Linked DNA regions of Homo sapiens: region 2 is linked to region 1. A link is an interaction called in ENCODE POLR2A ChIA-PET data of the cell type or tissue named here. Cell type or tissue: OCI-LY7. All regions are shown on one strand. Links, peaks and the distances in the headings refer to the core of each region. The heading gives the core; the rest is flanking DNA. Region 1 overlaps LOC102723321 (a long non-coding RNA gene). Region 2 holds the start of NBPF11 (NBPF member 11).

Region 1 (4,385 bases), core at 213-4,212:
ATAAGAATGCAAAGTAGAAGACAGGGCTTTTAACTTTGAGAAGCATACTACCCATTTGAGAGAAAAAGCTGTTAAATACTTGACAGAAGGAATCATGCCTGACTTTATTAATTTTTTTTTTTTTTTTTTTTGAGACGGAGTCTCACTCTGTTGCCTAGGCTGGAGTGCACTGACGTGATCTCAGCTCATTGCAACCTCCACCGCCCGGATTCAAGCAACTCTCCTGCCTCAGCCTCCTGAGTAGCTGGGATTACAGGTGCCCACCACCACACTGGGCTAATTTTTGAATTTTATTAGAGATGGGGTTTCACCATGTTGGCCAGGCTGGTCTTAAACTCCTGACCTCAGATGATCTGCCCGCCTCGGCCTTCCAAAGTGCTGGAATTACAGGCATGAGCTACCACACCCGGCCGATTTTATTAATTTAATAGACACCATTGAGTGCCCAGTGTGTGTCAGGCCTTGCACCTCTTTGGTACTGTTCTCATTACTCAGAACAGTGGTAGGCACATAAAGGGGACTCAGCAAAGTATCTGCAGGTTGGCTGATAGACAAATGTTTGGAAAACAAGTCTAAGGAAATATATAACCAAGTGTGAGGATGTATCCTCCATGCTGGATGGTAATTAAAATTGCTACCATGTACCAGATGCTCAGTCTTCTGGAGTTCAGGGGACACCAAAGAGGGCTGAGGTCAATTTTAGAAGACTTATCCATTTTGCTGTAGATTTGCGGAGTCAGAGGAAGAGGTTCTGGCTATGAGTTTATGATTAATCTGGGTTGCTCTGAAATGATTTTCTTTGAAAAACACTGGCCGTGTAGGGGGACCACGAGAAGGAGCACTGGGCCGGGCATGGTGGGTCATGCCTGTAATCCCAGCACTTTGGGAGGCCAAGGCGGGAGGATCAACTGAGGTCAGGAATTTGAGACCAGCCTGGCCAACATGGTGAAACCCCTTCTCTACTAAAAATACAAAAACTAACCAGGTGTGGTGGCACACACCTGTAATCCCAGCTACTCCAGAGGCTAAGGCAGGGAGAATTGCTTGAAACTGGGAGGCAGAGGTTGCAGTGAGCTGAGATGGTGCCACTGCACTCCAGCCTGGGTGACAAAGCGAGACTTCATCTCAAAAAAGAAAAAAAGAAGCACTGGATTCAGAATGTAGGTGCCTGAGCTTTATTTCTGGTCATTGGCCATACAGTACATGAAATAAAATCATAAAATGATTCATGCTCACTATACACAAAATCCTTCCTCTGGCCCTCTTCCTCTTATCTAAGCACCATGTTGCTATTGCCAAACAAGTTTCCTAGTGGCCCCTCCAAAATTTGCTTTATCTCAGGATAGGACAAGTTGAAAGAGGATGTTGAAGGTTTGGGAGTGAAGAACCTTTAGAGTTGGGATGGTTCTCTTCCAGGTTCTAGGGACCATCTCTTTTTGCCTTGCTGATTTCAGAACTTGTATCAGTGGCAGAGGGCTTTAGAACGCAATTCCCTAGGACTCTCCCCAAAACCCAAAAACCAGATTCAGGCTCCTGCCCCACATTCCCATGACACCTTATACTTCCTTTATGTTAACACACATTGTGTTTTACTGAAATCATGTATTTAATGTCTGCTGTTAATAAAGGGGTATAAAGGCAGTTACACTCAGTGAAGTCAGGGAATCCCTTGTTTGTTTCCCCTCCTTCCTGCTGTATCCTCATTGTCCAGAATGATGGCTGGCACCCTGTAGCCACTCAATAAACGTATTAAATGAATTTTAAAAAGGACATTCTAGGCAGAGGGAACATAAGAAGCCAAGATAAATGGGTGAGAAATGGTGAGATGCACATAAGTACATGTGAAATTGTGTAGCTTAAGTATTGAGTGTGTGAGTGGAAAAGTGGAAAAATGATAGCATAAGACTGTACAGGGTTTCACATGGCAAGTTAAGCAGTTTGGACTTTCTAAGTGGTAGGAAGCCAGTGAGGATAACTGCTAAAGCAGTGAGGTAAATTGCCATTGTGTTTGATAGCATTTATTCATGGCATGGGCAGCTTCCTTTGCCCCTCCTAATACACTTCCTGCCAAGAAGCAGATAATAATCTACAAAGTATTTTATATGCTATACGCCCAGTAAACTCACTGAGTATCTAATCTACAAATTTCTTTGGCTGAGATGGGGTATCCAAAGGGAGCCAACGTAGCTGGAAAAGTAACTACAGCCAGAGACCTTTCACATTATAAACTGAGCATCTGGTACATGGTAGCTATTTTAAGTTTCTCTGACCTTGCCTGAGCGTCAGCAGGAAGTCATACATGAAAAACCCTTCACCCTATTTCCTCTGCCTGGGCCCAGGAGGTCTGCCTCACCCCTATACCTCCTCAGATAGTTTCTCTTTTTCCCTCCCAATAAGATATCCTTCCTAATACTGCCTTTCTGGTTTTCCAAGGTGTTCCTTTCTTGTATCTGTGCTTTACCTCTTCCAGGTGGAATTCCTTGGACAGCAGTGAAGGAGTCAGCAGTCAAGCCTCTTGGCAGACTAGACCAAAGGGTCACATTCTTTGCCTGGAACTATTTTTATACTTCCTTGGGGACTTGCAAGGAATGAGTGACAGAGTGAGAAGATCAAGGGAGAAGTCTTCAGGGACTGAGTGTGGAAAACTTGCCCCAAATCCTGGAAGAATATGACATTTGTTTCTTTTTTTTTCTATTTCCATTTTCCTCTCATTTCCTCCCCTTCTACTCTTGCTCCCATTTCTTTTCTCCTTTGTAATGCACCTTTCTCTACTTTCTGCTTTCTCTTTTTCCCTCCTTCTTCTACTCTCATCCTTCCCCACTGCTCTTGTTGCTAGTAATGGCTACCTTTTATTCAGTTCTTATTTGCTGAACACTGTGTTAAGTGCTTTGCACGCATCATCTCATAGCACTCTATGAGTTAATAGTATGTCCATTTTGCAGGTGAGGAAAGTGGAACACAGATTGAATCATTTATCTAAGCCCAGCAGATGGTAATAGAAATTTGTCAAACCTCAGTAAGCTAACTCCTGCATCTGTCTTTTCTTAACCCTACATGGTCTTTTTCTCCATTTCCAACTCTCCCTTGTCCTTCCCTTTTCTTCTCTTCTTTTTATTCCTCCCCTTCTCTCCCTCCCTCTTTTTCTCAGACATTTACCATAGTTCAGTCACTGCACGTGTGTGGCTGACCCTGAAGGTGCTGAACACTGTACATGTGCCCAGAAGAGAGGACAGACAATTCAAACTCTTATCTAATCAGCCATTTTCCTTTTGAGCACATGCTCCACAATTTTCCACATTTGGAGGCTGAAAGAGGGGGCGCTTCGCCACCTAAGGAAATGGGGCAGATGTCTGATCACAAATGACAGGAAAGGCCTCAAGACCTGCATGGGTCTTTGATATAGAGAGGAGCAGAGATAAGATGCTTTCCGCTCACTCAGGAACTCCCTCATTCCCAGGGACACTGTATACTCTCAAGTTTGGGGACCTGGGGTCTGAGAGAATACAGGGCCAGGAGGTTGGTCCCTGTCAAGGCAACAATCAACTCAAGAGCTGAGGAAGCCTGGACTATGAAATGCACCACCCTGACCCCATCTTTCCCCATAAGCATGAAGAATGTTCAGACAGAAACCAGGAGCACGTTGGCAGCAAAGATATGACGGTCAAAGTTTGAATTTGACAAACCTCTAAGGACCCACCCAAATCTGAGGTTTATGATTCTAAGAAAGGAATATTTATGCTCCATTCCCTCCGAGACGTTTGTCATCCTGTTGGTTAGGAATGGTTAGAGGCTTAAACTGTAAGAACATTCGTTATTCACTAAGTAAGAATTCTGGAGGTAGGGAGCCTCAAGAGTTGCTTCAGAGGCCTCAGGGCACTGGTTGACATTTCTGAGATTCTCTGGACAGCTTTAGACATCTTGGTTCATACAACTCTGTCCACAGGCAGGAAGCGGTGGGGCTAAGTGAGGCTCACTCCTATTCACCGGGGGATGGGAGCACTGTGAGTAGTCTCCCTCCTGTTCACCAGGGGATGGGAGCACTGTGAGTGAGGTTCCCTCTTGTTCACAGGGGGATGGGAGCACTGTGAGTGAGGCTCTCTCCATTTACTGGGGGGTAGAAAAACCTTTTCTGGAGCATTCCCTCTACTTTAGATTCTCCCCATACCTCACCTACCAGAACTAACTGCAGAGGAGATTAAGAAAGTGATACCTGGCTTTTTCACCCTGCCAATGGGAGGCAGGCAAGAAACAGGGAATTGGTTTTCTATTGGGTAGGAAACAACAGTGCCTGTCAGCCCCTCCTTCATTCACTCAACTAAGATATATTAAACACCTACTCTGGGCCAGGCTCTGGTGATACAGAAGAAAAGACAGTCTCCATTTTC
Region 2 (4,385 bases), core at 89-4,088, 390 kb before region 1:
ATTTATTTATCTTCACATACTTTAAAATAAAAAGGTCCAATTGGGGATGTAGTAAAAACCTCTTTCCCACCAGTAGCCACCAGTCAAGAGTCTTTCTTTCTCTCTCTCTCTTTTTTTTTTTTTTTTGACAGGATCTTGCTCTGTCATCCAGGCTGAAGTGCAGTGGCATGATCATGGCTCACTGCAGCCTCTCAACCTTCTGGGCTCAAGCAATCCTCCCACCTCAGCCTCCCACACAGCTGGGACTACAGGTGTTTGGGACTACCAGCTAATTTTGCTTGTATTTTGTGTAGAGACAGGGTCTCACCAAGTTGCCCAGGCTAGTCTCAAACTCCTGAGCTCAAATGATCTGTCAGCCTTGGCCTCCCAAAGTGCTTGGATTACAGGCATGAGCCACTGTGCCTGGCTCGCTCTTCCTCTCTTGAAGCAACCAATGTTATTCGTTTTATGTGGACCATCCCAGGGCTATCATTATTAATTCAGGTGTTTATACAAGGCTCTCTGAGAACTCAGTTTTAAAGATTACCCAAAGAGTCCCTGCAACAATCCAGCCTAAAACGATATAAAATCAGTTTTAATATAACTGAAGTTTTTAGATTCTGCCTCCAAATATCAGATTGTGACATTTTACCTTTCTCTGACTTTATGCCAAATTTACTTCAACTTCTAGCATCTATCGTTCTCATTTAGGAACAAATATGTATTTCACAAATGTGGAAATACAACCATGAGCCAAACAAAACCAAATCCTGGACTTACGGAGCTGATGGTAGATTCCCCAACATAACCACTTGATTACAGTTTTATGCAATGTGATGGGAGTAAGGGACCACCGTAGGGAGGTCAGAAGTTGCCTCTCAGAGGTGGAGACTACAGCTGTCGTCAGAAGGATGAGGGTTGGAAGAATCTTCAGGCACAGAGCAAAGCATGAGCAAAAGCTCTGTGGAGTCCAGGAAGCTGAGTAAATAGGGAATAAAAGAGGCCAGTTTGGCTGAAGCAGAGAGAGCAGGATGGAATTGGTCTGACCTGTAAGAAGACATGGAGAGGTGGGCAAAGCGCCTGGCCATTCAGGGCTTGGTTAGTTAGGAGGTTTTGTCTAAGAGAACGGGAAGGTGTTTAAGTGGTTTGGGCTGGGAAGTGACAGGGTCACATTACATTTTGAAAAAGCCACTCTGCCTGTTGTGTTGAGATTAGAGAGGCGATAAAGGGGATATGGGTAAACCACAAGGAGACTAGGTCAGTAGTCCCTCCACCCCCACTCCCCAGGTGAAGGTAGCCTAGACTAGGGTGGTGATGGAGGAGGTAGAAGAGGACAGATTCAAGGAAAATTTGGAAGGTAAAAACCAGTAGGATTTGCTGATGGACGGAATATAGGAGGGGAAAGGTAGATTATCAGGGATGTATCTTAGTTTTCTTATAGAAGATGTATTTAGTTGCAATGCAATTGTTAATTGAAATTGACTTTAAATAATGGCACGACTTAAAATTATGCAAACATTTGCCTTAGATAAAATTTCAAGTTTTCAAAGTTTTTAGCTGGGTAGATGGCATGGCTTTACTTCATATTTCTTGGTATTTCCTAATCTTGTTAAAAAAAAAGTTTTTCTTTTTCTCAAAGGCTTATTTCAGTGGAAGCCCATCTGCGAAATCTGTTATAAATTTAAATTAGAAAATAAATACAAGTGCCATTGACACGTTGGTTATTGTTTTTGCGAGTGACCTAAGGCCACCTCTCGCGGGAGCTGGGGGCTGCCTTCCGACTCCTGTGCGTCTGCGCCGCGGGCCGAGCCCGGAAGTCAGACTATGGGGCGGTGCGGCAGCGCGAAGCCTGCAGTCCTAAACGCGGGGTAGCTCCGGGCTTCCGAGGGGGTGTGTCTCCCGCCTCTTTAACCTGGCAGGGGCGGTTCAAGTGGCCGGGGAAATCAGCGAATTGCAGGGTCAAGGGCTGGTGCTTTGAAAGAGAGGCGGAGGGGAGAGAGGGATTTTCCCGTCCCCGCTGCGCTCTGTCCTCCATTACTCCTTTTCTCGGCCCGCGGCCCGAACCCGCTGTGCGGTAGAGGCAGCCGGGTCCCTTTAAGGCCCAGCTGCGCCTGTGCCTTGGGCTCTCCTGACACGGCCCATCCGGACCCTGAGGAGCCAGCGGGCCGCAAGCAAGTTGCTGGGCGGCGGTGGAGATAGCGGCGGTGCTGGGAGGGGTAGGTGAGGGTCGCGAGGCTGCCTGAGCTTCTGAGTGAGCCTGGTGATTTTGGGAACGCGGGACGGGCGACCTGCGGCGCCAGGAGCGGGGCCGAGGTACGGCGGCACGGCTGCAGCCTGGATGGGAAGTTCAAGTTTACTGCGAAGTCCACCCAGCGTTCCGGAGGTGAGGGCGCCGCGCCAGGCCGGGCGGGAGGTGAGTCTGGGACCTGCGGGCTCACAGCTGGGCTGAGGCGCGGCGGGCTGGGCCGCCGCAAGTTTTGTTAGGCGAGCGGGGCGGTTGCGCCGGGCACTGCCGGGCTCCGCAGGGCTCCGCCGGGGCCTAAGTTCCCTGCGCTTGATTCCTCGCCTGCCGCTGCAGCCCGCAGCCCTCCTCTCGTGGGCGCTGGGGAAGAAACTCCCTGGCAGGTGTTCTGTGGCATCCCAGGGGGTGGAGGGACGGAGCAGCTTCGGGGGCACGTCTTCGGAAGTCCTGTGGAGCACACTGACTTCGCACCCCACCCTCGAGGCCGTTCTTTCTGGGAACTTGAGGGGCAAGAGCGCTCGCGCCCCTGACTTGCAAAGTTGGGGTCTTTATTGGCCTCCGGGATTCTGCTCCTGGCGGTGTCTCCAGGCTGGTGATGGGCAAGCCAGGTGTGCCAGGTCCAGGATGCATGTGAGGAGCGTTTGTAGCGATCACTGAATCATCTCATGACTAGCGGGGCAAGCCTCCAATTAACCACAGGATTTCTGGTAGGTTGGACTGTGGTGTTGGTGTTTGCAGTCCAAAGAGTTGCTGTGATTTTTCTGTGCCTGTCTGTCTTTCTTTGAGGCTTCTTAGATCATCTCATTTGGCGTCCTTTCACCCAAGAGTTAACCAAGCGAGGAATGGTTTCCTCGCTTTCCTCCTACCTTTTGCTGGTGGAGCTGCTTTCGAAAAGAAGCACTTTAAGAGGCCGACGCGGGCGGATCATGAGGTCAGGAGATTGAGACCATCCTGGCTAACACAGTGAAACCCCGTCTCTACTGAAAATACAAAAAATTAGCCGGGCATGGTGGCAGGTGCCTGTAGTCCCAGCTACTCGGGAGGCTGAGGCAGGAGACTCGCTTGAACCTGGGAGGCGGAGGTTGCAGTGAGCGGAGATATCTTGTCACTGCACTCCAGCCTGGGTGACAGAGCGAGACTCCCTCTAAAAAAAAAAAAAAAAGCCTTTTCTTGCAGTGGTATCTTTTCTTTGAGTTACAGTGTTGTTCATCCTTTCTTTGCCGAAAGAATGAATACCAGTGCTTCACGAAGTTAAGGAAAACTGATGTGCTGGTGGTTTTTAATCTTTGTTCTGAGCTGTTATGCATTAATAGCTTTCTTTTTGTTTTTAAATTTAATTAGTAAAATTTCACCAGTGAACCAAAAGCTCTTTTTTTTTTCTATTCTAAAATGCTAGCTTTAAGATTTCTGAGAACTTTGTGTCAAAGAAATCTTCGAAAAGTTACTGAAGTATACAGAAGAAGTTCACAATTTTAAACGTGCAGGTGATCTGGGCGTGGTAGATCACACCTGTAATTCCAGCATTTCGGGAGGCCAAGGTGGGCGGATCACTTGAGCCCAGGAGTTCCAGACCAGCCTGGGCAACGTGGCAAAATGCCATCTCTACTAAAAATACAAAAATTAGCTGTGTGTGGTCAACAGAGCCTGGGAGGTTGAGATTGCAGTGAGCAGTGATCGTGCCAGTGCACTCTGGCCTGGATGGCAGAGTGCAACCCTGCCTCAAAAAAAAAAAAAAAAGTACAGGTCATGTGTTTTTACTAAATGAACCACCACAGATTAAGAAATAGAACATTACTATATTGGGGTATATATGTAGAAGTGGCATTGTTGGTTTTAGAGCTATATGAATGATAAAACTTTAGTATTACATATGGCTGAACATTTTCCCAAAGTGTTTTATCAGTTAGCAGGGAATATTCCAGTTACCCCACATCCTTGCTGATGCTTGTCAGTTAAAAATTATTTTGTTATTCTCGTAGAGGTGCAGTAATATATCAATGCGGTTTCAACTTCCATTTTCCTGGTATTGAGATTGAGTATCTTTTATTGCCATTTATATGTCCTCTTTTATGAAGTGCCTGTTAAATCTTTTTTTTTTTTTTAATTTTAAATCTTTAATTTCCGTTTTCACGTATTTTCTTCTTGCTTCCAAAAGGAAAGGAGT

The links. ChIA-PET counts read pairs that join two places held together with the same protein. Peaks named below come from ENCODE experiments on the same cell type or tissue, not always from the same donor. Only the 100,000 strongest peaks of a DNase experiment are listed, where the experiment ranks them.
Region 2: POLR2A ChIA-PET joins it to region 1 with 8 read pairs; 1 of 35 experiments calls an interaction of 5 or more read pairs at or near these places.

Annotation. Positions count from the first base shown.
Region 1 is chr1:147,760,570-147,764,954 of GRCh38, reverse strand. The region is part of intron 1 of LOC102723321 (a long non-coding RNA gene); the gene reads right to left. GJA5 (gap junction protein alpha 5) reads left to right here and starts at 4,353. Exons shown (of 2, transcript NM_181703.4): 1 at 4,353-4,385. In OCI-LY7, for the core only: no CTCF peak of the experiment used is centred there; a DNase peak (open chromatin) is centred at 2,294; H3K4me3 peaks cover 1,102 bases; H3K27ac peaks cover 1,626 bases.
Region 2 is chr1:148,149,727-148,154,111 of GRCh38, reverse strand. It overlaps NBPF11 (NBPF member 11), which reads left to right and starts at 1,831. Exons shown (of 24, transcript NM_001385469.3): 1 at 1,831-2,362. It also overlaps the pseudogene ABHD17AP1. RefSeq lists enhancers at 1,911-2,020, 2,041-2,240. In OCI-LY7, for the core only: no CTCF peak of the experiment used is centred there; DNase peaks (open chromatin) are centred at 1,820, 2,422 and 2,995; H3K4me3 peaks cover 1,424 bases; H3K27ac peaks cover 1,631 bases.